Linked DNA regions of Homo sapiens: region 1 is linked to region 2. Evidence: chromatin loops called from intact Hi-C (ENCODE). Cell type or tissue: K562. All regions are shown on one strand. Links, peaks and the distances in the headings refer to the core of each region. The heading gives the core; the rest is flanking DNA. Region 1 overlaps LOC105377061 (a long non-coding RNA gene). Region 2 has its middle 17 kb from the start of CLEC3B.

Region 1 (12,114 bases), core at 2,592-10,591, 290 kb after region 2:
TGTCTGATCTACTGTGCATGTTAAAATGAAAAAAAAATTTGTGATCCGAATCCTAAGTATGGCTAGTGTGACTTTTGTTTCCCTTTTTCATGAAGATAAACATGGAACAATACTTGTCTAGGAAAACACCCATGTATAGGTTGACAACCACTTTTTATTTTCTAACTCAACTAAAGTTAGGTCATCCCAAGCAGAACTTGAATAAATCTATTCTAGACACAAATCCCTTAGCTTCTTGATTCTCTGATGGGTCATTGCTTGGAATGAGAAAATTCTTACCTCAGAAAATTCTTGGCTGGCATTCTTGGAGTTTCTGATTTTTACATAAGGTTCTAAATATTCTGTGGACTCTTCTATACAGTGCGTCTCTGCTTCTGGTTCATCCAATTCTCTACCATGGTGGGACACAGAATAAACCTAGTAAGTTTGGTAATTTAATAGACGTTACCATCTGTAGACTGCTTACCCTATGCCTGGCCCCTGGGACTTTGAGTCCATTGTCTCATTTAACCCTCACTTAAAACCTGAGAAATGGCTGTGATTATTATTCACGTTTACAGGTGGGGAAGCTGAGGGTTACAGAGGAGAAGTAACTAGTCCAAGGCCTCACAGCCAGCAGGGGAAGGGCTAACATTCAGACATCAGAGCCCGTGCAGCTAACCACTCCCCTGAACCATCTCTCATTCTGTGTAGCACAATTACATCGTCTGTTCAGTCAGAACACGGTGGTGCTTGTACAGTGGCCTCCTGGGCTGGACACACAGTCAGGCTCTCCTCTTTCTATTCAACCTCACTCTATTTGGAGAGTCCGAAAGCTAGTACTGTGTTTCCCAGACTGCTTGGCTGGGGATCTGGATGTGAATGAGGTTCTGCCAATGAGATGCTTCAATGCTAGGTTAGAGTTATGGGTTAAATTGTTTTCCTCATAAAGATCTGTTGAAGTTCTAAGGTCAAATACCTGTAAATGTGAATTCCCCTTATTTGGAAATAGGGTCTTTATAGACGTAATCAATTTAAGAACATTTAAGAAGGTGTCATTAGAGAGGACCCCAATCTAATATGACTGGTTTTTTGTTTTTTTTTGTTTTTTTGTTTTTTTTGGAGATAGAGTCTTGCTCTGTCACCCAGGCTGGAGTGCAGTGGCGCAATTGCAGCTCACTGGAGCCTCCGCCTCCCAGGTTCAAGTGATTCTCTTGCCTCAGCCTCCCGAGTAACTGGAACTACAGGTGCATGCCACCACACTTGGCTAAGTTTTGTAGTTTTAGTAGAGATGGTGTTTCCCCATGTTGCCCGCGCTGGTCTTGAATTCCTGACCTTAAGTGATCTGTCTGCCTCGGCCTCCCAAAATGCCGGGATTACAGGCGTGAGCCACCGCACCTGGCTGACTGGTATTCTTATAGGAGGAAAATGCCATGTGGAGACAGACACACAGGGAGAAGAACTCCATGTGACGCAGAGGCAGAGCGTGGAGAGATGCAGGCGGAAGGAGTGCCAAGGATTGCTGGCCACCACCAGAGGCTGGGAAGATGCAAGGAAGGATTCTACCCAGAGTCTCAGACAGAGCATGTCCCTGTGGAAACCTTGATTTCAGACTTCTGGCCCCCAGAACTGTGAGAGAATAAATTTCTGTTGTTTAAGCCATCCAGTGTGTGGTTCTTTGTTTTGGCAGCCACAGAAAACTAATACAGGAAGGGAGACGTGGTGCAGAGAGGGCTGGCAGTTAAGCCCCTTTGGGCATGGGTACTGCCATCACAGCTTCGTGGTGGTGACCTCCTGCCTGTAGACCTCGGCTGTGAGGCTGGATCTTGAAGTCCACAGGCCAGTGGTGCCTCCAGACTTCACTTTCCCACCCCTTCCAACAACATTTGTAAGCACAGTTCCCTGTGTTAAATCCTTTTCTGCTCTATTTCCTGTACTGAACCCTGACTGACACAAACTCACGCTGCTAAATACCAGGTAGACTTAAAAGCGGAGAAGACTCTCATAGGAAACGAGGGCAAGCTAGAATAGAAAGGCAGCTGTGGGGAGGAGGACTTCAAACCTGCCTGGCCCTGCATCCTCCTCTCTCATCTCCAGGTTAAGCATCCTTCTGGCCGGCTGACAGACTGTGTCTCTTGCAGAGCAGACATCCTAAATGTGCCTCACCCCAATTTAGTTTGCAAGCTGTGCTGGATTGTTATGTTGTCAGTGTTTACTCTGGGAAAAACACTGTCCCAAATCCTGTTCCTTGTATAGTGTGGGGTTTGATGTGGCCAACATTGAAGTTCTGCGAGATATGTGAGGCAGAAGCGAAGGCTGGTGCTGGCTGGAGGCACTGAGAGAGGGGCCCACTCATCAGCCCGCACCCTCCTTGCTCCAGTTCTCCCTCCTAACTGCCACACCCGCTGACCAGCAATGGCCCAAGACACTGCCATATGCCTCACTGTGAACTCCGCCTGTGGTTCTCACCTTAGGATAGCTAATTCCTCATTTTATTGTCCCAGAACTAAAGACACTGACTGCCTGCAGTTCCTGCATTCTCTCCGTTTTGTAGGGCTTTGTACACTTCCTCCTGAAATTAGGATACATAGGATAGATTTCATTCCAAGCCTTCATCTTTCCTCTGTTTGCTTCCTGTGATTAATGTAGCTGTGGTGCTTGTCATATTCTGAGGTTGGGTGCACAGGTAGGGGAGGACAAGCAGGGATTTAAGAGTTATTGTTGGCAGCAGGATCCACCTGGTGGTGGTCACAGAGCTCACTGACGCATGTTGTACGTCTCAAGATGCCAAAACCACAAAAAGATTGGAGGGTTAAGAAAACCCCCGATGAGAAACATCCAGGCTCCTCATTCTGCCTGTCTTGATCCTTCTTCTTTATTAGAAGGGGGTTGTTATGGTGATGGAAGAGGGCTGAATTGGAAAGGATTTGTTGTTTTGTTATTATTTATAGACATGGGCATACCTTGTGTGAATCTTTGTGACAATTTTCTTCTTTGAGCTGAGCTTGAGACATATTCCGTTAGCACTGGTGGACACCAGGAGGGAGGAGGAGGTTGTTTTCTAGGATTCCCAGAGCCAGGTCAGCTTCTATCTTCTTGGCATTGCCCAAAGACCCCCAGGGAGCCACAGCTACTAGCAGAGTAGAGAACAGAGAGGACAGATGGCCTGGTGGCAGGGCACTGGCATGTTTTATTTGTCATGTTTTCCATCCACCTCTTGGGCTCTAAAATTTGTGTATTTTTTAGTGAACCTCTGAAGTAGTCATAGCCTTTTGATGGGTACAAACTGCTTTAACTTGCAAAAGAGATACAGAGCCTGGCTGGAGAACTCACTTGCCAGACTTGGGTAATCTGTCCTTAAGGAAATTCCTGGGCTATTAAAATCCTTTCCTAATATTCCAGCCAACACCATGTGTATTTACATATTGGAGAATCCTTGGGAAGTCCTCTCAATAGCTATGGCCACACTTCTGTCTACACCTGAAATCTATGGACCACCCAGCCCGTCTTGCCCTTTGCTTCTGTGACTCAGGAAAGCAATCACATCTCTACAAGCTCTGGGAAGACTCCGCTTACTTCACGCCCACTGCACTTGACTGCCAACATTATCCTTGAAGATGGAGGCTGTAATTATACCAATCACTCTGCCGGATAGACCTGGAGTATCCCCATGATTAATGGAAGAGATTCACTCAAAACACAAGATGTCTCATTTTCTAGTTGGGTGTACAGGCAAAATACTGCAGAAACATAGCCTCCACTGCTCGAGCTAAAATGTCTCAGCGGGTTTCCTTTTGTTCCCAGGCAATTGGAAACAGCAGGAATATCTCCTTAGAACCCAAAACGATATTCAGGATGAGGAGGCATTAGAGGTCTCAGGTGGTTTTCTGAAAGAAGCTTTAAAAATATCTCATTTCAAAAGTCATTTTATATAAGTTCACTGCAGAAAAGTTGGGAATTAAAAATATATATATAAAAGAAACTGAAAGTCATCCATAATCCCACCAGCCACAGATAACCCTTATTGGAATTTTTGAGCACCTATTTCCATGTATTTTCAGTGCATATATATAGTAATGGTTTCCACAAAATATTCTGTTTTCTGACCTTCTTTTTATTTTAGCATACCCAAATTATGATAAATACTGCCAGTGAATACATATGGAGCATTAGTGATGTACCAGGACCAATTTTCCATGGTCTGCTGGAATTACTTCATTCAATCCTTCCAAGTACTAAAGGGAAAGATAAATTTATTTATTTATTTATTTTTGAGACAAAGTCTCACTTTGTTGCCCAGGCTGGAGTGCAGTGGTGCAATCTCTGCCCACTGCAACCTCCAAATCCCAGGTTCAAGTGATTCTCCTGACTCAGTGTCCCAAGTAGCTGGGAGTACAGGCACATGCCACTACATCTGGCTAATTTTTGTATTTTTAGTAGAGACGAGGTTTCACCATGTTGGCCAGGCTGGTCTCAAACCCGTGACCTCAAGTGATCCTCCCACCTCGGCCTCCCAAAGTGCTGGGATTACAGGCGTGAGCTACCATGCCCGGCCAGGAAAGATACTTTTATCTCTTCCATTTTTACAGGTAAGGAAACTGAGGTACAGAGGTGTTAAACAACTTGCCCAAGGTCCTTAGCTAATTACATAATGGAGTTAGGATTCAATCCATGGCAGTCTGGCTGCACACTCATGCTCTTGGCGCCCATCATGCTGTGATCAGGTTTCCAGGGCTAGCTCCCCCCACCCCCGCTTCCCGTGAGCTATTGACCTGAAAAGTCGTTGGTTCTTCCTGTCACAGCCTATGTAGGTCTGGCACCAAGGTATGCTGTGGGGTCCTTTTCTGAGCACCTACTATGTGAAAGGTACTGTGGCTGCAACTTTAACAGGGACTTATCATCAAGAATCCTATCAACAAGAATTCTCAAACGTGGTAAGGAGCCAGACACCAACTTCCTGGCATAGCCAGGGAATTCACAGAAAGACCTCCAAGGGGCAGACACCCTGGAGGCAACTGATAGTGGTGACCTGATGTTAGGGTGACCTGGAAGTCTGCCACAGCCCAGCTTTCAATGCCTAAAAAAGGTGCTGGCTCAGAATAGCTGTGAATCCTGGTGGGGTCAACCTGGGCAGTGGTGTTGCTTGGGATCAGGCAGTGGAAGTACCTGAGAAGTACTGAGAAGCCTATCTGTTGCCATGGTACCCAGACAGCAGGAGGCAACCAGCTCGAGAGAACAGCTTCTGTGCCTTCTGCACCTCCACAGGAAGCACTTTACAGAGGGGAGGACAACCCCCAGGTGGGAGTCGGGGCCTAACTCCAGCCTCAGGACAAGGAGGAGAGATGACATTTCCAGCCATGGTCGGCTCTCATGTAGGAAGGGCTCTGGGAAGGCTGAGCTCTGGCCACACTGCCAGCCTTGGCCAGGGCCACTCGTCATCAGCACCACAGCTGAGTGTTACCTGGGATGGGCTGTGGTGCCACTCCGGTGCCTCCCTCCTTCTTCTATCCTACAGGGACTACCATGAATCCTACTTACCGCACTGGAGAGCTGTGCAGATGGAAGGAAGTGGGAGATGTGGAAACACTTTCAACAACTGAAGCAGCAGGCCAAGAAAAGGTGTCAATAGCTGTGCTTTTGCCCACAAAAAAGTGAGTCTTCTTCATTAATGTATGTCTTGAACATGGAACCCGTCCCCTCCAGGTTGTTGACTGGGCTGTGCCCCCTGTTGTCAGAGAAGTGTCAGTGTCTGGGACCATCTACTGGTGATATTTCCCTGCTCAGAAGAGTCATGACCACAGACCCCAGGCATTTCCTCTTGGCAGGCACTGTGCCCAGAGTTTTAGGAACAGGCTCACTGAGTCCATACATCAGAAGGTAGGTCCTAGGGCCACTCTTGTACAGAAAAGGAAATGAACCTTGGAGAAGCAGGGGCCACACTCGAGGCTGTATGGCTACTGAGGGGCAGAGCCAGATCCCAAACCCCTCACTCCAACATGGTGTGTGACTGTGTCCATCTGTGACACATGCAGCTCCCTTCAGCCTGGAAATGAACCAAAACTTCAAATCCTTTGGGCTTCACTTGGAGCCATTTTGTTCAGGCAGAGATTCTGGGGCCCTGGGAAGTGGTGATATCAGAGGTAGTGGATGGGTTCTGTCTTCACTGGTCCCAGAGTCCAGGTGCTGTGTGTTCCAGTCCCCTCTCAAAGCCCACCAATCTCTCCAAGAAGAGCTCCAGGTGGGAGCTTTGCCTGGCTTAGGGCCATAACTGCAGATCTGAGATTAGCACCTGCCATGCATCCCGTGCTCCATCAACATGCACTGGATGAAGGCTGCAGGCAGGACTCCTGACCCAGCAGTGAAGCTCGTTCTTATTGGTCTTGGCCAGCATTCTCAGCCCCATTCCAGCTCTCTGTTCTAATGAAGTCATTTACATCCCGCTCCAGTTCTACCTCCTCACCTTTGCTTATGACATCCTTCCTATCAGGTATGCACCCCCATCCCCCATCCCCAAGTCCCAGCCCAAATTCTTCCCTGTTAAAACTCCCTGTTAGACAGGCTTTCGTCTCTGCTCAGCTCTTGGCACACCTGTTTGAGGTGTAGGAGCCTCTCCAGAAGAGCCCCTCCCCTCCTGCAGCCCCTCTCCCTCTCCCACTTGCAATTTCATCCTCACCACTTCTTCTTTGTAAGGAACCATTGCATCAAAGCTATTGTATTGTCACGGGAGATAGAAAATTATAAAGGCATTACATTTTTAGAACAATGTTTGTAGAATAAAATTAGCACTAGACATATTTCAGTCCTAGCTTCTTTTTTAAATATGAGATTGTGCATTTCCAAGCCTAATTTTTATATGCCCATTTAAAAATTGCATTTTCCCATGTACTCTCATCGCCACCAGCCCCCTTTCATTATGAGCTCAGGCGAAAGCTGTGGACTCTTACCCACATCACACAGGTTTATTTCACATGACACACGGCTTCACTGAGATAGAGAAGGCCCTGCCTTCATACAGAGACCTAAGTCAAAGCAAAGGGAATAAAATCTAATCCCATGCGTTCATTCAGCACATATTTGCCAAGCATCTACAACATGCCAGGCACTGCTTTGCAGATCCAGCAATGAACCACTGTTCTGTGTAGGGAGCCAGAACCAAGCAGGCAGGTGAGCAGCAGTTAGCATGTGTTAGGTAGGGGAGAGTCAAGGAGAAAACTAACTCGAGTCATGGGAATGGGGAGTACCTGGAATGAGGATGCTAACAGGTGAGGGAAGGCCTTGCTGCAAAAGTGATGTTTGAGCAGAGATCTGAAGGAGCTGAGGAAGCTGATCATGGGGCTCCAGGCACAGGTAGGAGCAGGAGCAAAGGCCCTGAGGTGGGTGTGTGCTTGGCAAGCCAGGCATACTAGAAGGCAGGCGGCCCAGGGCATGGCCCAGGGAGGGCCTGGAGCCCAAGGCTGGACTCTCTGGCAGATCGGAAGGCTGGACTCTCTGGCAGATCGTCGGGGCCTTGTAGATGACTTTAAATGACTTTGGCTTTTGCCCACATCAGCTGGGAAGCCTTTGCAGGATCTTCACTCATGTTTTTAACTTATGTCTTAAAGAAAGACTCTAGCTGTGGGTAGAGCACAGACTCAGGAGCAGGGACAAAGTGGCAGCAGGAAAGCCAGTTTGGAGGCTGTTGTTGGTCTAGTGCTTTAAATGCTTTAGTTACTGCATTTCCTGATGATTTGGATGTGGGATGTCAGAAAGAGAAGACCACGTGATGCCAAAACAATGTTCAAAGTACCCCTGCACACATTATTAGAGTCACTGATAACCCCTGGTGGGGCAAATGGGCAGGGTGTCTCTTTATAGATGGGGAAACTGTGGCCCAGAGAGTAAAGGGGCTTGTCACACATTGCAGGTAAGAAGAGGTTGTGTAGGGGTCAGCATGGGGTTTTCCCAGTGGTGTTTCTCAGGGCTGTGTCACTGGCCACTCTGAGACATTTTATATCACTGTCCTAAGTTTTAAGAGAATCCAGGGAGAGCTGTGCAGGGCAGGAGGGGAGGACCCGGGCTGTGGTCTGAAAAGGGATCTGCACAGGGAGCCGCAAGAAAGGACTGAGCATACCAAAGGCAGGTCTTGGCGGCTGTGGTCAGAGGCTGTCTCTGCCTGGAGCCCGATGACTGGGGCTTCTCCCCATACTGCAGAGGTCCTTCTCCACCCACAGAATGACCACGACATCAGCACTATCCACCCTGTGTCCACGTCCCTCTGGCACAGGACTGTGGAGTAGGGTCTACCTATTAGCGCCCACAGCTCCCAGCTCCCATTCCAGAACCTTCTTCATGGTGGGCACAGCATGATTTGTCCACAACACACAAGTTTCCACTGGCCTTGGGACCAATGGGGAAACCCAGACCCTCTGAGGTAATTCAGGGAGGAAATGGGACAAACATGATACCTGAAGGGGCTCCCCTGCTCCACAAAAAGGTAATTGGCTTTCGACACCTTATCACCCAGCTTATGAGGTGGAGTTCTGGCCAGAAGCAGAAGCCAGCCCTATGGTTCAAGAGACTTCAATGATGGGACTGTTCACAGAGGGTGAGCAGGTGAAGGAAATCCAGAGGCTAGCCACAGTGCGGGGCTGTTGTCACCTCTGGACCTGAAGACTGGAGGAGGAGAAAGAGTTATTCTCAGAGCCTTGAGAGAGCTGGGGCTGTGAGGAGGGGCCACTCCATGGGTGCTGCGGTCATAGGGCCACCACCATGGCTAGAGAAGGGGCCAAACAGAGAAGGCCTCTCTGGCTTCTCTCTCCTCCCCGACACAGGTCTCTGCCAGTGCTTCCCACTGGCTGACTCAACCAGAATCTAGAAGGTGCGGGGACCCCTGGTGATGCAGTCCTTGGGACCAGCCTCCTGGTGCACAAGGCAGGGCAGAGAATGGATGAGGGGAGAGGCCAAGGGAAAATAGCATACCTACAGCTGCCTTAACCCTGGGAGGAAAGTGGACTTAAAAACCACATTGGGGCCGGGCACAGTGGTTCACACCTGTAATCCCAGCACTTTGGGAGGCCGAGGCAGGCGGATCATGAGGTCAGGAGATGGAGACCATCCTGGCTAACACAGTGAAACCCCATCTCTACTAAAAATACAAAAAATTAGCCGGGCATGGTGGTGAGCGCCTGTAGTCCCAGCTACTCGGGAAGCTGAGGCAGGAGAATAGCTTGAACCTGGGAGGCGGAGGTTGCAGTGAGTCGAGATCGCGACACTGCACTCCAGCCTGGGAGACAGAGTGAGACTCCTCCTCCTAAAAAAAAAAAACAAACAAACACACACATTGGTTATTCATTACCACTTTCGACAGATCCATGCTTAAGTTGCAGCTGGAGAAAATCAGTTTTCTGGAAAGAACATCCTGGTAGGAATAATGATCGGGTACTAAAACCCAGATACTGTGAAAGTCAGATTCAGGAGGGCTTTCTAAAACAGAATTCAACAGTCATGGCTTCAGATACTGAGATCTTCCAGAAGGCAGAGGGATAGACTGTAAGGCCCATGAAGTCATTTCCAGCTCTAGTATTAACATACAGGAGTCAGTATTTTCCAAAATGGCCTATATCATTTTGATATAATGGAAATCTACATTATTTTCCAGGAAAAGTATATATATTAGAATAGCAACTGAGACTACTATGTAACCGTTTTCACAGGAAAAATGCACCTTGATAATTGGGATGGTGTAGATAGGTCTTCAAGTCCTTGTAAATTCTAAATAATTAGGATGTTTTAAAACCAAAAGGAATTCATTGTAAACTGTAATTAAATATTCCTTCTTAATTTAAATATTATTTCTTAAAAATTAATGCGTTCTAATTCCTCTTTTTCCCCATCTAAAATCTAGGTTTCCACGGAAGACCAGCTGGCCTTCTAATTTGAGCAGAATTTGCAACCGATTATAAAGTCAAAGATCAATGTTTAACAAAAATCAAGTCAGCCTGGAAATCTTTTATTCTCCTGAGCTGTGTAGGCGGCTTTTCTGATAGGGAACGCTCACTCTGCGTTGGCGTTTTGGAGGTGTTCTGCATTTGAAAAGCACCCTGCAATCTGCTTTCCCCCCCAACACCCAGGCAAAGTTGACGGCATTTTCCCCTCAGTCCTTTCTATTAGTGCCGCAGGACAAAGGTTGGTCACAAAGCTCCAGATTCACTATATCCATCCAGCTCTGCCAAATGCAGATCACAGTTTAACAATCTAACTTCTCGAGAGAGGTCTGCACTCCAGGCCCTGTGCTAAATGGGGAGGAACAGAAATGAATAACGTATGGTCTTGGCACCGAGGACTTAGAATTGTGGAGGCAGAAACAGACACACAAACAAAAACATATGACAGTATTATGGGAGCCACCAGGAACAGCTGTTGGAATCCAGTTGGGCACAAGGAAGGGAATGGTCCCTTCTCCTCAGTGTTATTCAGCTGGCTGTAAGTCGTGGGGCTTTCCAAAGGATGGAAAAGAGGGATCTGGGACCAGCATCTCAACACACGCACTTTGTACCAAAGCTCCCAGCCCACCCACCTTTTCCCAGGCATCTCTGCTTCCTGAGGTTTCTCTGGCACCTCTATTACTGTGTTATCTCCAGGTTTCGGGGTCTGCTCACCCAAACCCTAGAAAGAAAAGCCCAGTACTTTCTGTGAAAGCCAGGTAGTGATGTAGAAAGTATCTACTCTCTCAACAGCAGGTACCCAAAACCCTCGTAGAGAAGCCAGCCTGGGGAAATACAATGATAAACTTCTTAAAGGCAGAGAGGGGAGGTTACAGGGTAAGAACCCAAAGGTAATGGTTAATGAGAGAGTAAAAGGAAGTTGTTGTGCTCCTGAGAGGAAGAAGGAAAGAGAAAGGAGGCAAAGGCACAGAGAAGTGGAGAGAAGCTGGAGGGTTACTGAGAGGGTGGGTCCCTGGGGTGAAGGTCACAGAAATGACCCACACTGGGGGCCAAAAGGAATTTCTAAGAATGAGGACGTCTGGCAGCCAATTGTAAGTCATAAACCCTTCTTCACATGCCATCACCATCACTCTCCCAATATGCATGCTCATGTGCACACACATTTTAGAGAAGACACTATACTCAGTAATACTTGGAGGTCTTTTGGTCAAAAACAAAGTGCTGAGCCTCGTGCCTGGGTGAATGCCCTTTGGCACAGAGATGGGGGCTAGATGCAGGGGCAGGTCCAAATTTCGTGGAATCTGAAGCTCAGTCTGGTGAGATCCTCTTAAGGGAAAAGAATATTAAAATATTGCAAATTGGACAAAACAACACAACTACATGAACACTTTGCTGGGGACCTCCCACAAGTAAGTGCCTTGAGTTGAAGCTTCATTAGCTTCCCTAGAAATCTTCCCATGTCTGGGAAGACATGACCATGGAAAAGCCAGACCCCACTTGGAAATCCTCAGAAAACTTGGAAGGGGCCTTTGGGCTTCCACAGGCTGTGCAGTGGGGGAGTTGAGTCAAGCTGATCTAGATTGTAGGGGCTGGCTGGATGTGACTTGACAACAGGGCTATAATCACTTTCCTAATCTCAGGAACAAAGTGTAATCTCAGAAGAGGAGAGACCAGGGCTGAAGGAAATGCTAAAGGCAGTGCAGTCAGATGCAGAGGATGATCCTGAGAACTGGTGTTCCCGAAGGGATGAGGGGAAGAGTGACCACAGGCCTGCGGGGTGATATGAGCCTACTTTTTAAAAGCTCTTAAAGTCTTATTAGAAAATTGTGATGGAGAGCTCCCCTGCCCTCTCCGCCCTCCTAGCACATGCAGTAAAATCTTTCCTCCACTCTGATTACCCTCATTTTGGAGCTCAGAAAGAAGCTAATCAGAGGGCTAACATTGGAGAAGCTACTTCAAACGCAATTTAGAATTCAGCATGATGAAGGGAGTCATCGGGTGTGTGATTGTAAAGAAGTATTTCAAAGTAATTAAGGCATGAAGGTGCAGGGCTCAGTATCTGGGGTGGAGAGGTGGATAGGGTCGGGAGAAACAGGCCAGTTCACCACCACTATCAGCTCCCAATAGTGGAGAAAGAGGGATGGATGCCAGCCAGCAAGCAAACAGCAGTCGTGCATCACACCCAGTCACCTCTTACTACATTTGCAAATGT
Region 2 (12,114 bases), core at 691-8,690:
GTGACCCCTCCTGGGGGAGTCTTCCTTATCCTTCAGCCACCGCCAGTGCTCCACTGTCTGGGCTTCTGCAGTAACTTTTTCTCTCTGGTTGTCTTCTAGTGTGTCTCGCCTTCAGTAATAATAAGTGGATGATAGTTTGATTTGATCGATTGAGATGGGGTGGTTGGGGGAGGCAGCTTACAGAGAATTATGTACGTACTTCATGCCAGGCAGCCTGTTCCTCATCATCACAGAAAGGACCTCTTGAAATTCAACAATTTCAACGATTGTTGGAGGAGGTGATGAGATCCATTGGCATAAGCCCAGAAACTGCTTCAGAAGAGTGATGTGGTATGTTCCAGACCCCTCAGCAAGCGAGAGGCAAAGCTTAGACTGAAATCTACATCTTGTAACTCCGAGTCTTGGATTCTTTTCATCCCTCACTCAGCTTCCTAGCGGGATATAGGTGAACAGGGTTTTGTTTTGTTTTGTTTTGTTCTGCTTTTTTTTTTGTTTTTTTTGTTTGTTTGTTTTTTGAGACGGAGTCTCCCTCTCTCGCCCAGGCTGGAGTGCAGTGGCACGATCTCGGCTCACTGCAAGCTCCGCCTGCTGGGTTCACGCCATTCTCCTGCCTCAGCCTCCCGAGTAGCTGGGACTACAGGCGCCTGCCACCACGCCCTGCTAATTTTTTGTATTTTTAGTAGAGACGGGGTTTCACCGTGTTAGCCAGGATGGTCTCTATCTCCTGATCTTGTGATACGCCGGCCGCGGCCTCCCAAAGTGCCGGGATTACAGGCATGAGCCACCAGGCACGGCTGAACAGGGTTTTTTTAAAGTTCCTGAACTGGGTGGCTGCCCACAAGAGGGCACTCATGCCTCTGCGTGTGAGTGTGGAACCTGGTCGACTGCTGTGACACTCTTTGGGAAGACAGTCGGCATTTTCCACTTCCAGCAGCAGGTGGCAGTATGGGCAAGAGTATCATCACCCATCTTTCATCTACCACCCATGTGCTTACATCTGGGCTGCTGAGATCTGCATACTTCGAATTGAGTATACCTGTCCTTCAATCTTGTCTTTACTTAAAATTCTGACATTTTGTTCACCATTTTTTGAACATTAATTCTGATTTTTAAAAAAATTTGCATTCAAGTATTATTTCTCTTGCTTACTGAGTTTTGGTATCCCCTTAAATTTTGTGCCCCAGGTGAATGCCTCACTCATCTCACTAGTCCCTGCCCTGCCTCAGAGGTACACACTTTGGAGAATTTCCCAGGGGTTATACAAACAATGATCGTTTTAAGTGACTCAGTTTCTATTACTCTTTTCTTTTGTATTACTCCTTACTAGAATTGAGCTACCTTGGTGCAGGCCTGGGGAACAGGCTTTCTTTCCCACCTCCTGTTTTGCAATCTCCCTTTTCCATTTTACAAAAGAAAGGCCAGCTCTTCACCCTTCCTGCTCTTACCATGGGGTGTGGCCTGGTGTGTAAAAATCCTTGGGGATGCCAAACAGAAGACGAATTGAAATCTTGGTTTAGGTGTTAAGTAAAAGGCCATGTGAAAAATCGTTTTGCAAACTTAGTGGTTTCTAATCCTTTGCCTTTAACCTCCAAGATGAGCTTAATCAAGTTCTCAGCTGATAGACCATACGAAGTAATTTCCAATGACAGAACACTTTTTCTTTTTAACAATTTATTTTATTTTACTTTAAGTTCTGGGTTACATGTGCAGAATGTGTAGGTCTGTTGCATGGGTATACATGTGCCACGGTGGTTTGCTGCACCTATCAACCCATCATCTAGGTTTTAAGCCCCGCATGCCTTAGGTATTTGTCCTAATTCTCTCCCTCCTGACAGAACACTTTTGACCTTTACCTTAGAAGCTCAAGGACTAAGTGACACTGCTATAACAAAACTCCTTTCAGTCTCACCAACTTACTTATCTGAACAAAGTTTCTCAACATTAACAACTCTAAAAGTGAAAAATAGGAATCTTATTGATGCTGAATCCTGCTGTATTCTGCTAGATATGTGAGCCAATTTTTAAGAACTCTATTCATCTGATTAAGAGTAGTGTTTAATTGTGTTTATAAAAATATGTCATAGACCTGTTCTGATTTGATCAATTGTGCTAATGGTAATTGTGTTAGGGGAATGCTAGAAAACTAAGTTGCAGGGGCACTGGCCTAAGCCCTTTCTTGGAGAACAGTGCTGCCCTCGGCATCTGTGAGGATGGCCAAGCAGGAGGAGGTGGTTTCTGGGAAGGATCCTTCTGTCAGCTCTTGGCCTTCACTAGTGTGTGGGAGCCATGTGCACAGACCTGGCTGAGTCTTGCTCTCTTCTCCTCACTCCACCACCTCTGCTGTGCCTGTTCCTGTTCCTCCTTTCCCTTCTGGTCATTCCTTCACCCTTCCTCACCCCAGCCCATCCCGGCCAAGGGGAGGAAGAGCTGGAAGGAGGCAGTACAGATGGAGACCCTCCGTGTGAAGAAAGGGGTGCATGGGAGACCTGAGGCTGGTCCTGGCAGTTCTGGCTGTGGGACCCTGGAGAAGGCCTGTGGGGCATCTTGGCCCCCAGTTTCTTCATCCGCAAAATGAAGTTTGGATTAGATGATCTCTAAGACTCCTGAGTTCAAGATTCTACCCACTGTTCTCAGGAAAGTTTTTGTAGAATCCTTTCCAGATAAGAAAGCTATTTTGTAGAATGGAAATGGTGGCTGTTTCCTCTGCCCATCAAGGCTCATCCCCTTCACTGACTGTCTCATTTTCTGCAGTGACTATTGGCCATTGCTATCTCTTGAATCCCAAATGTGTACACGTTCAGATGCCTGGTAGACACCACCACCTAGAAGCCCTTAGGCACCTATGTCAACATGTCCAAAAGGGAACTCAGGGTCTTTCCACTCAAATCTGCTCCTCTTCCTGAGTTTACCATCTCTGTGAAGATCCTCACCTGCCCAGTTACCCAAACGCCAAACCTGTGGGGCATCAAAGGTGACTTAGTGTCTGTCTTGAGACACTTGAGATCCAAGTAATTACCAGGACTCTATGATTTTTGCTTCCCAAAGAACTCTCTGATCTGTTCCCTCTCCTCCAATTCCATTGCTGTGGGGCTCAAGTCTCCTGCTTGAACCATTGCAAATAACAGTCTTACTGTTTCCGTAACTCCCCCAGGTCTCTCCCACCCACCATAAACCATGACCTTTGCTGCATAAGCACTAGTTGTATGGGAGAGAAAGGCTGGTTCAGGCCTCGGTTGGAGCTGGCCCATGGAAAGCAATCTTCTCTTCCATGCGCAAACATGCACATCTTTGCCTCATCCGAAAACACTGCTCTGCTGATGTGGCCCTAATGCCTTAGACCCCCAGGTGACACTTTTTCCTTTGATTTTGGCTTTGCACAGATAAAAAGGAGATATTAATAAAAACAAAACTAACAATGTTTGCACTGACCCCAAAGCCCCTCGCCATGAGCTGGGCAACATTTAATATTCATAAACCTAGCAGGGAGGTATTACTAAACTTATTTCATAATTGAGGAAAATGAGGTATAAAGATAACTTTTGTGAGAACATTTAGTGATGGGCCTGGAATTTCAGCACAGGTCTGTTGCGTTCCAAAGCCCACATGCCATCTGCTATATAAATCAAGTCCTTCCTGGATCTTGAAGAAAGTTTTAAGATTTTCTTGATGTGATTGTGAAAGATGTGTAAAGGAGAGTTGATAGTGATGTGTATTGATGTGTATTTGTGATTGGTGGTACAGCCTCCTGTAAAAACACATTTTCCACTCAGATTTTTTAGGGCTATTCTGAGGCCTAATGGTAAGCTCTAGCTCACCTGCTTTTCATGGGTGACTCATCTATGAGCATGGTTTATGAATCTTTCAAGCTGAAAATCATGGCACAACCCACAAAACAACTAACCTTTTTCTCCACTAGAAGGCACTGTTGTTTCATGCAATGTGAGAACACAGCCAGGGGAGAAACATCAATGCAATCTTTATTTTTTTATTTTTATTTTTTTTGAGACCGAGTCTCACTCTGTCGCCCAGGCTGGAGTGCAGTGATGTGATCTCGGCTCAATTCAACCTCTGTCTCCTGGCTTCAAGTGATTCTCCTGCCTCAGCCTCCCTAGTAGTGGGGATTACAGGCGTGCTCCACCATGCTTGGCTAATTTTTGTATTTTTAGTAGAGACAGGGTTTCACCATGTTGTCTTGAACTCCTGACCTCAGGTGATCCATCCACCTCGGCCTCCTAAAATGCTGGGATTACAGGCATGAACCACAGTGTCTGGCCCAATGCAATCTTTAGAAGAAGAAACTGAGGTACAGGGAGGCTAAATGACCAGCCATGGTCACACACCTTGCTAGAGAATGAGCCCAGGAGTCTCACTTTTTTAGTAGGAAGTAGCTTTTTGCAAACCATTTCTCCAAGTCAACACCTGGTAAGTATTGAGTGCCTACTATGCACCAAGCACTCTGCCTGGAGCCTGCTCTTGAGTTGTTGTTTACCACCTGACAGGACACTCGGCATTTTTAAGAGCTCAAAGACAAATGGATGGAGCTGCTTTTGAGAGTAGCTCTCCTGGTTTGCACTGTTGAGAAAATTGGACAATAAGGTAGGAAAATGCTTTTTGGATGAGGACAGGCAAGCCACACAGCTAGGCCAAAGGCAAATTAGGAAACTAGGGCTTCCTCTAACCTCTAGGGTTTTCTTAAACCAGGTTGTCAGTGGCAGTGACACTAGGTCAGAAAGAAACTCTAGATTTAGATTCCAGCTCTGCCACCTTCTAGTCTTGTGGCCTTGGAGAAGTCACACTGTTTGAACTGTGGTTTCTTCATCTGCATGATTTGAAATGGGAGGAGCAGCAGAGCCAAGTTCACAGACATGAAAGCTGAAGACAAGTTTCTTAGCCTCTCAAGTCAGCCATGGCTGGTTTATCTGTGGTTACTGTATCACTTCAAATCACCTATGAATGATTCTCTCCAAGGCCATTAGTGAAGGCAGCAGAGAAGGGCCTGGAGTCCACATCTGTTTAGCTACCAGATACTCTGCTTCCACGAGCCAGGCTAGCTTTCTATGATGAGAGATGTGCACGGGGAGGTGAAGAACAGATCATCCACTGGGAACCACAGTGACCCAGGCTTAGGATCACTCTTTCTGAGGCTGTTTTCCCATCTGGCAGGTGGGCTTATTCCCTCCCTCACGCTGCTGTTGTGGACTACACCTGTGTAAAGGCTCTGCCCTGCTGCTTGGCACACAATTATGAAGATTGTGGAACAATGGTACCGATGAAAAAGCTTTGGAAACGAAACTCCCCTACATAAGAGATAACAAAAAGCATGACTTTACCTGGGTAGGAAAAAACCACAGTGAGCTCAGCTGTGACCTAGTTCCTTATTATACAAGAAAGACAATTCTCTAGGGAAGATAGTCTGGCAATGCAGTTGGCTCTGAACTAATAAGGATCTGGCCAAATTGAAAGTTAGGTCAGTGGTTCTCAGGCCATGCCAGACAGTAAAATCACCTGAAGTACTTTCTAGAAAACCCAATACCCTGGCTACACTCTAGACTGGTTAAATCAGAATCTCTGGGGAGCAGAATCAGGCACTGGTAGTGTTTAAAGCTCCCCAGGTGATTCCAAGATGTAGTGGTTGGGAACCAGACTTATGTGAAGCCAGCTGCCTCCTAGGTTAGGCTTTTGGAAAAAAACTCATCAGCCCTAGAATATCTCTTCCCATTTCTTGAGTCTTCCTCAAGAAATTCCTACCACTCTAGCTATTGAGCAATGGTACCATGCACACTAACCAGGTTTGGTGACAATCAGATTGGTCGTTTTAAATTGATTTTAACAAGAAGCAGAGGTTGGAGTTGAAGAACTTAGTGTAATCAGTTAATTTCAGTAGGAAGTAGGCATGCTTATCAGCTAGGATTAGATTTGGTTTAAAATCCAGAATAACCGGGACTTAGCCAGGTATGATGGCCCACTCCTGTAATCCCAGCTACTCAGGAGGCTGAAACAGGATGATTGCTTGAGCCCAGGAGTTTGAGACCAGCCTAAGCAATATAGCAAGACTCTCATCTTTAAAAAGAAGAATAATAAAATAAAATATATTAAAAAAATAAAAACAGAGACTTAAACAAGACAGAAAACTTGAGCCAGGTAGTCCAGTGCTGGTCTGGCCACTTCATGGTCATTGGAGATCAAAGTTCCTTCTATTTTTCCACTCTACCATCCTAGCATGGAGCTTCCATCTTTGAGGTCACCTCAGGGTCCATGATGGCTGCTGGAGCTCCAGCCATTATTATCCCCACTTCAGAAAGGAAGAATGGGTAAGAAAGGTCGAGTCAGCTTCCTTTTTTTTTTTTTTTTTCTTGAGATGGAGTTTCACTCTTATTGCCCAGGCTGGAGTGCAATGGCGTGATCTCAGCTCACCACAACCTCTGCCTCCCAGGTTCAAGCGATTCTCCTGCCTCAGCCTCCTTAGTAGCTGGGATTACAGGCATGCGCCACCATGCCTGGCTAATTTTGTATTTTTAGTAGAGGCGGGTTTTCTCCATGTTGGTCAGGCTAGTCTTGAACTCCCGACCTTAGGTGATCTGCCCGGCTCGGCCTCCCAAACTGCTGGGATTACAGGCATGAGCCACCGTGCCTGGCCTCCAGTCAGCTTCCTTTAAGGAGTGTTCTCTTTTCCTTATATCTATCGCATAGGCCAGAACTTTTTCCAGTGTGTAGCTGTAAGGAAGGCTGAGAAGTGCAATCTTTTAAGTAGTTACCTTGACACCCAAATTAAATTAAACTCTTTAAGGAAAGGGCAAATGGGAAGCAACTAGAAGTTTGTGTCATGGAGCCATTGCAGACCCAAAGCCTGAATGTTGGAGGGAACTGGAAACTAGGGGGCAGGAGAATTAAAAGATCTTGAAGACTAAATGATGACTCATCCGTCTGGTTCCCAAAAGCTTGCTCCTATGAGTCTTTCAGTAGAGGAAGAATGTTTTCAATTGTGCGGCTGGGTTAAATCCTAGTTCCTTTTCAACAAATTCCTAGTTCCTAAGCATGGCTTTCTCAGCCTTTGCTTTGGAATTAGCCCTCTCAAGAGGCCTCTTCTTAAAGAGCATGAACCTAGGAGAGTGCTATGCCCCTAAGTAGCTTCCTACCTGCCTATTCCTGCATGGTAGGATCATTGATTGCTGGCTCTGTGACTCTGTGGCAGAGCTTGACTAAACTTTGCACAGCTTTTTTATTCTCCCACTCCCTTGGAGAGTTAGTTGCACCCTTTTACCAGTCATGTCCCAGTAGGAAACAGATTCCAACTCAGTTCAAAAGACTGTAATGAGGCCGGGCCTGGTGGCTTAAGCCTGTAATCCCAGCACTTTGGGAGGACAAGGTGGGCAGATCACCTGAGGTCAGGAGTTTGTGACAAGCCTGGCCAACATGCTGAAACCCCATCTTTACTAAAAATACAAAAATTAGCTGGGCATGGTGGCACGTACCTGTAATCCCAGCTACTTGGGAGGCTGAGGCAGGAGAATCACTGGGACTCAGGAGACAGAGGTTGCAGTGAGCCGAGATCGCACCACTGCACTCCAGCCTGGGCAACAGAGTGTGATTCTGTCTCAAAAAAAAAAAAAAAGACTGAAAGGATTACAGGCAGTCCTCAATTTATACAGTTCTGATATGCTTAAATATCAATGATCATGTTTTAGTTAAATAACACAGTCCCCCAACCAGATAGTTCAAATTTCAGCTACATTGTTATACTGGTAAAGTATAATTTTATTTTATTTTATTTTTTATTTATTGAGATGGAGTCTTGCTCTGTCATCCAGGCTGGAGTGCAGTGGCATGATCTCGGCTCACTGCAAACTCTGCCTCCTGGGTTCAAGTGATTCTCCAGCCCCAGCCTCCTGAATAGCTGGGACTACAGGCACATGCCACCATACCTGGCTAATTTTTGTATTTTTAGTAGAGATGGGGTTTCACCATGTTGGCCAGGCTGGTCTCAAACTCCTGACCTCAAGTGATGTCCCCCCCTCGGCCTCCCAAAGTGCTGGGATTACAAGTGTGAGCCACTGCACCTGGCCCCTTGCTAAAGTATAATTTCACTGCTAACTCTTCAGGCCACACATCACTAACAGATATGCTGCATGATCAGTGACCCACCACATTGCTTCTTTCAAAGTGTATTGGTGACTGGGCACCATGTGCCTGTTATTCAGCTCATCCACTGGCAGCACAGTGTGTAGTTGTGTTGCACTTTGTCTTCTGGTGAGAAATTCATGTGACAGTTTACAAAAATGGATAATTGAAAGAGGGAACTGACTAATAAAGATAAAAATGCAGCAAAGAAATGCAAAGTGAGAATGATGGAAGTGAGGTTTGTGTAGAATATAAATGGAGTTAGAAAAGAAAAAGCTGACTGTGGGAAGGTGGATGCTGCTGCTGTTTGAAGTTCTGGATATGCAACCAGAGGAACGTAGTGACCGTGAGCTTATCTACATAAATGACAACAGTGCCTGTGGCAAAAAGGATAAAGATGTCCTGGAGGAAATGATGCCAGCAAAAAACCACGAAAAGGAATTCTTAGAGATATTTTGTGACATTGAAAGCAAGAAAGATAAAATGTAAGAACTAATCCAAGCTTGAGAAGGAGGATGACAATTTTCCGGGAATAGAAAAGATACCCACTGAATCGAAATCTATATATAATGGGAAGGAAGTGGCAAGCACTGTCCAAACGGTTCTCGGTAAGATTTTCACAAAGAAAACACTTTAATTTCCAATGTTTCTAATGTTTTCAATTAGTGTATTTAATATCAATTTTTGCGACTTTTTCTCTTACTGACAGTAAGAAAGTTTAATGTTTTGACAAACATTTTTGAAAGGTCAGAGGACAATCGTCCTCTTCCCCATCGATTATTAAGATTGTTTTGCATGGTTTCAGCTTACATGGCCATTTTACAGTCCTAGACTACTGTGCAAAGTGAGTGCTTCCCATACTTACACAGCTCTGGGTACTATTCAGCAAAACGACAAGGGATATTAAGGCATTCAGAGGCTGGCCACAGCGGGAAGTACCCTGTCAGGCAGAAGGCCACAGGAGGAAATAATGCTGCTGGAGCCATAGCCGGTCCACGCAATAAGCGATCTCTCGGTGGAGGACATAGCCATAGACAGAAAATGCAGCAAAGCACACAGAGGAGACTGGGAGGAAAGAGCCCAGCACCTGCCTCTGTACAACCTCTTAACTCTTGCAGGTGCTTTCCACTGGGGGAAGCCAGCTGGAAGCCAGCTAGCCGTGGGTCCGGGCAATGCAGTCTGGTCAGACTCCCAGGGCACAGAGCTGGGTGGAGGTGGATGGAGCCCAACTGGGGGCTTACATACACTTAACATTGTACTTTCTTTCTTTCTTTCTTTTTTTTTTCAGACAGAGTCTCACTCTGTCACCCAGGCTGGAGTGCAATGGTGCAATCTTGGCTCACTGCAACCTCCACCTCCTGGCTTCAAGCAGTTCTCCTGCCTCAGCCTCCTAAGTAGCTGAGATTACAGGCACGGGCCACCACGCCTGGCTAATTTTTGTATTTTTAGTAGAGATAGTGTTTCACTATGTTGTCCAGGCTGGTTTTGAACTGCTGACCTCAGGTGATCCGCCTGCCTCCCAAAGGGCTGGGATTACAGGAGTGAGCCACCGCGCCTGGCCGTACCTTCGTGTTTATGTCCATGTCCTGCAGTTGAGGACAAAGCTATCTGCATCTCTGAGTACCACTGATAAAGACAAAGTAAGCAGAGGTGGAATCCAGGTTTCCATGCTCTCAATGTAGGGCTCCTAACATCTCCAGTGATCCAGCATCCCCTTGGAGCTGCTTACCAGCTTGACTAGGACAACACACAGAGTTAGAGGTCAATGAGGAGGAAAAAAATGTCAACAAAATCTTTCTTCCTGGCCCCCCAAAAGTGTTTTGGGGCTCTAAAATACAAGCATATGCTTCACATGTTTCCAGTGAACATTTTCCATGTCAAATATACCTCTGGCTTTTTTTTCTTTTGTCCTGGCAAGCTGTGTTGCTTCTGGATTTTTAATACTCAAACCCCACAAAATGTATCTCTCAATGTTTTTCATCCAGTGTTTTTAAGAAAAATTTCTATTGACAGTCCACAAGACTCAGTGGATTTTAATCAAGATAGGCTGGGAAAGTTTCAGATTACATCCCAAAGACAATGGTTAGAATGGCAGGGCAGGTGTGGGTACACCTCTTTCAGATGTTGCTGTATAGGAAGTGTAGTGCTTGGAATCGAGTTTTACGGCATTTTACTTTCTGACATGATAGTTTCTGTAACTTACATAAGGGATTTGTGTGTGTGTGTGTGTGTGTGCGTGCGTGTGTGAGTGTTTTAGTTACATATTTGGAAATCTACTGGGGACTTGGGGCATTCATTAAGCCAGAGTTTACCATTTAAATAGGACAGAGGGTGCTATTCTGCAGAATGCTTGATTTCCATGAATGGTCTACCATTAGGAGATGGCTGTATGTTGCCCTGTTGCTCTGGGGCTGGTTCAGGGATAATCCTTTCCATATGAGAGCTCCCAGTCTCAGAAGTCTCCCCACTAAGCCTATCTAGAATGCCCCTCAGTGCCCATTTAAGTCACCTGTGCTGCTGGTTTCCTTGCAAGAGGACTAAGAGGATCAGCCGGGCAGTGTTTCAAAACCTCGCCACTATTGGCATTTGGGGCTGGATAATTCTTTGTTGTGGGGGCTGTCCTGGGCATTGTAGGATGTTTTCCAGCATCCCTGACCCCTGCCCGCTAGACGCCAGCAATACCCTGCTTCAGCTGTGATAGCCAAAAATGTCTGCAGACCAGTCCAAATGTCCCCTGGGGGGAAAAATTACCCCCAGTTGAGAAGCTGAGAACCACTGAGGTAGAGGGTAGCTGCAAATTTCCTCACAGAAAGGTGCCATGAAAATGTAGTAGTTGAAGTAGAATTTATTTATTTTTGATGCTTCTAATTGCAATTCTGTTACTTAACATGACATAAAGAAACCATATTTCCCAAAGCAAAATTCAGAATGCACAACAAAAGCTTTTTTTAAAAAACAAAAACAAAGACTCTTGTACGAATGTATTTACTCACCAGCAGTATACAGTTTAAGGCACATTTGTATAGGGGTTTTTTTCTGCTCTCTTCCGCCTTTATCCTTCACAGGTATTTCCCTTAATCAATCTCTTGTATGTTTAATTCCTTCTTGGCCTCCGCTTCTAGGAGAACTTAAATGGATTCAAAGACTCAAAAAAAGTGGTAGTGGCAGCTGAAGCCAATATGGCCATGGAGGGCACCACTCAGATCCCTTTAACAGAACCTGCTGCAAGGAGCAGAGTGGACTGACAGCCTTGGCTGCCACCCCTAAGGACACTAGACCAGACTTACCCCGGCTGCCTCTGGGCAGTGACTGAGTACGTAGGAGCGTTTGTGCTGATCCATTCCTACCCAACGAGGGTGACTCCTCTCATGGAGAATTTTAGCTTGGGAACTCCCCAGCAATCTGGCCAAGATGTTCTCAGAACTGTACTGCAGTCTGAGGTTCTTCCACCTAGCCTTTCCTGCTCTCTCTTTTACACAGGTGTGGGACCTGTGTTGTGGAGGGCTCTCCCTGCCTATTCCTGCTCCCTTGAACCCTGGATCCTTCACAGGTGTTGCCCCCAAAACATCTCTTACACTTCTAATCCCATCCTGTCTGCTTCTCAGAGAACAGACAAGTAATGAATTCCCTTCACTAAAACAAAATTATGCAAAATATAATATGTATAATAAAATTATACAAGCTATAACAAGGTAATGGAATAATTATACTATTAAAATCAGAGATGTACCAGAAAATCGGCATGTACAATTACCTTAGCTTTGCTTCCCTTAGATGTGTTCTCTTAGGAAAGGATTGCATTCCTAAGAGAATTATCTGTATTAAGGAACAGGCACTCCATAATTGCCTTCCCCACCCCTCCACCTGGAACTTTCTCTAATAATGTAGAAGACACCTGCACACCAATGGTATCATAATCCTTTTTCCTGACGTGGCTTTGGATTCCATTCTATCCAGATAGAGGAATGGAACCCCGGATCCATTCAGTTCACAGAG

What was found. A loop is a pair of places that touch in the nucleus more often than their neighbours do. Peaks named below come from ENCODE experiments on the same cell type or tissue, not always from the same donor. Only the 100,000 strongest peaks of a DNase experiment are listed, where the experiment ranks them.
Region 1: it touches region 2 in a loop (6-fold over the local background); 9 of 110 quality-filtered maps call a loop at or near these places.

Annotation. Positions count from the first base shown.
Region 1 is chr3:45,328,006-45,340,119 of GRCh38, forward strand. LOC105377061 (a long non-coding RNA gene) reads left to right here. Exons shown (of 4, transcript XR_001740679.1): 3 at 5,495-5,630; 4 at 9,863-9,969. LOC105377062 (a long non-coding RNA gene) reads right to left here. Exons shown (of 3, transcript XR_940798.2): 3 at 1-391. Among named protein-coding and RNA genes, the nearest start is that of LARS2, 55 kb to the right of the region's middle. In K562, for the core only: CTCF peaks have their summits at 2,734 and 5,704 (motif pointing left); DNase peaks (open chromatin) are centred at 5,014 and 5,696; H3K27me3 peaks cover 5,405 bases.
Region 2 is chr3:45,036,988-45,049,101 of GRCh38, forward strand. No RefSeq gene overlaps it. Among named protein-coding and RNA genes, the nearest start is that of CLEC3B, 17 kb to the left of the region's middle. RefSeq lists silencers at 998-1,047, 3,755-3,874. In K562, for the core only: CTCF peaks have their summits at 897 (motif pointing right), 3,917 (motif pointing right) and 6,861; DNase peaks (open chromatin) are centred at 904, 3,904 and 6,914.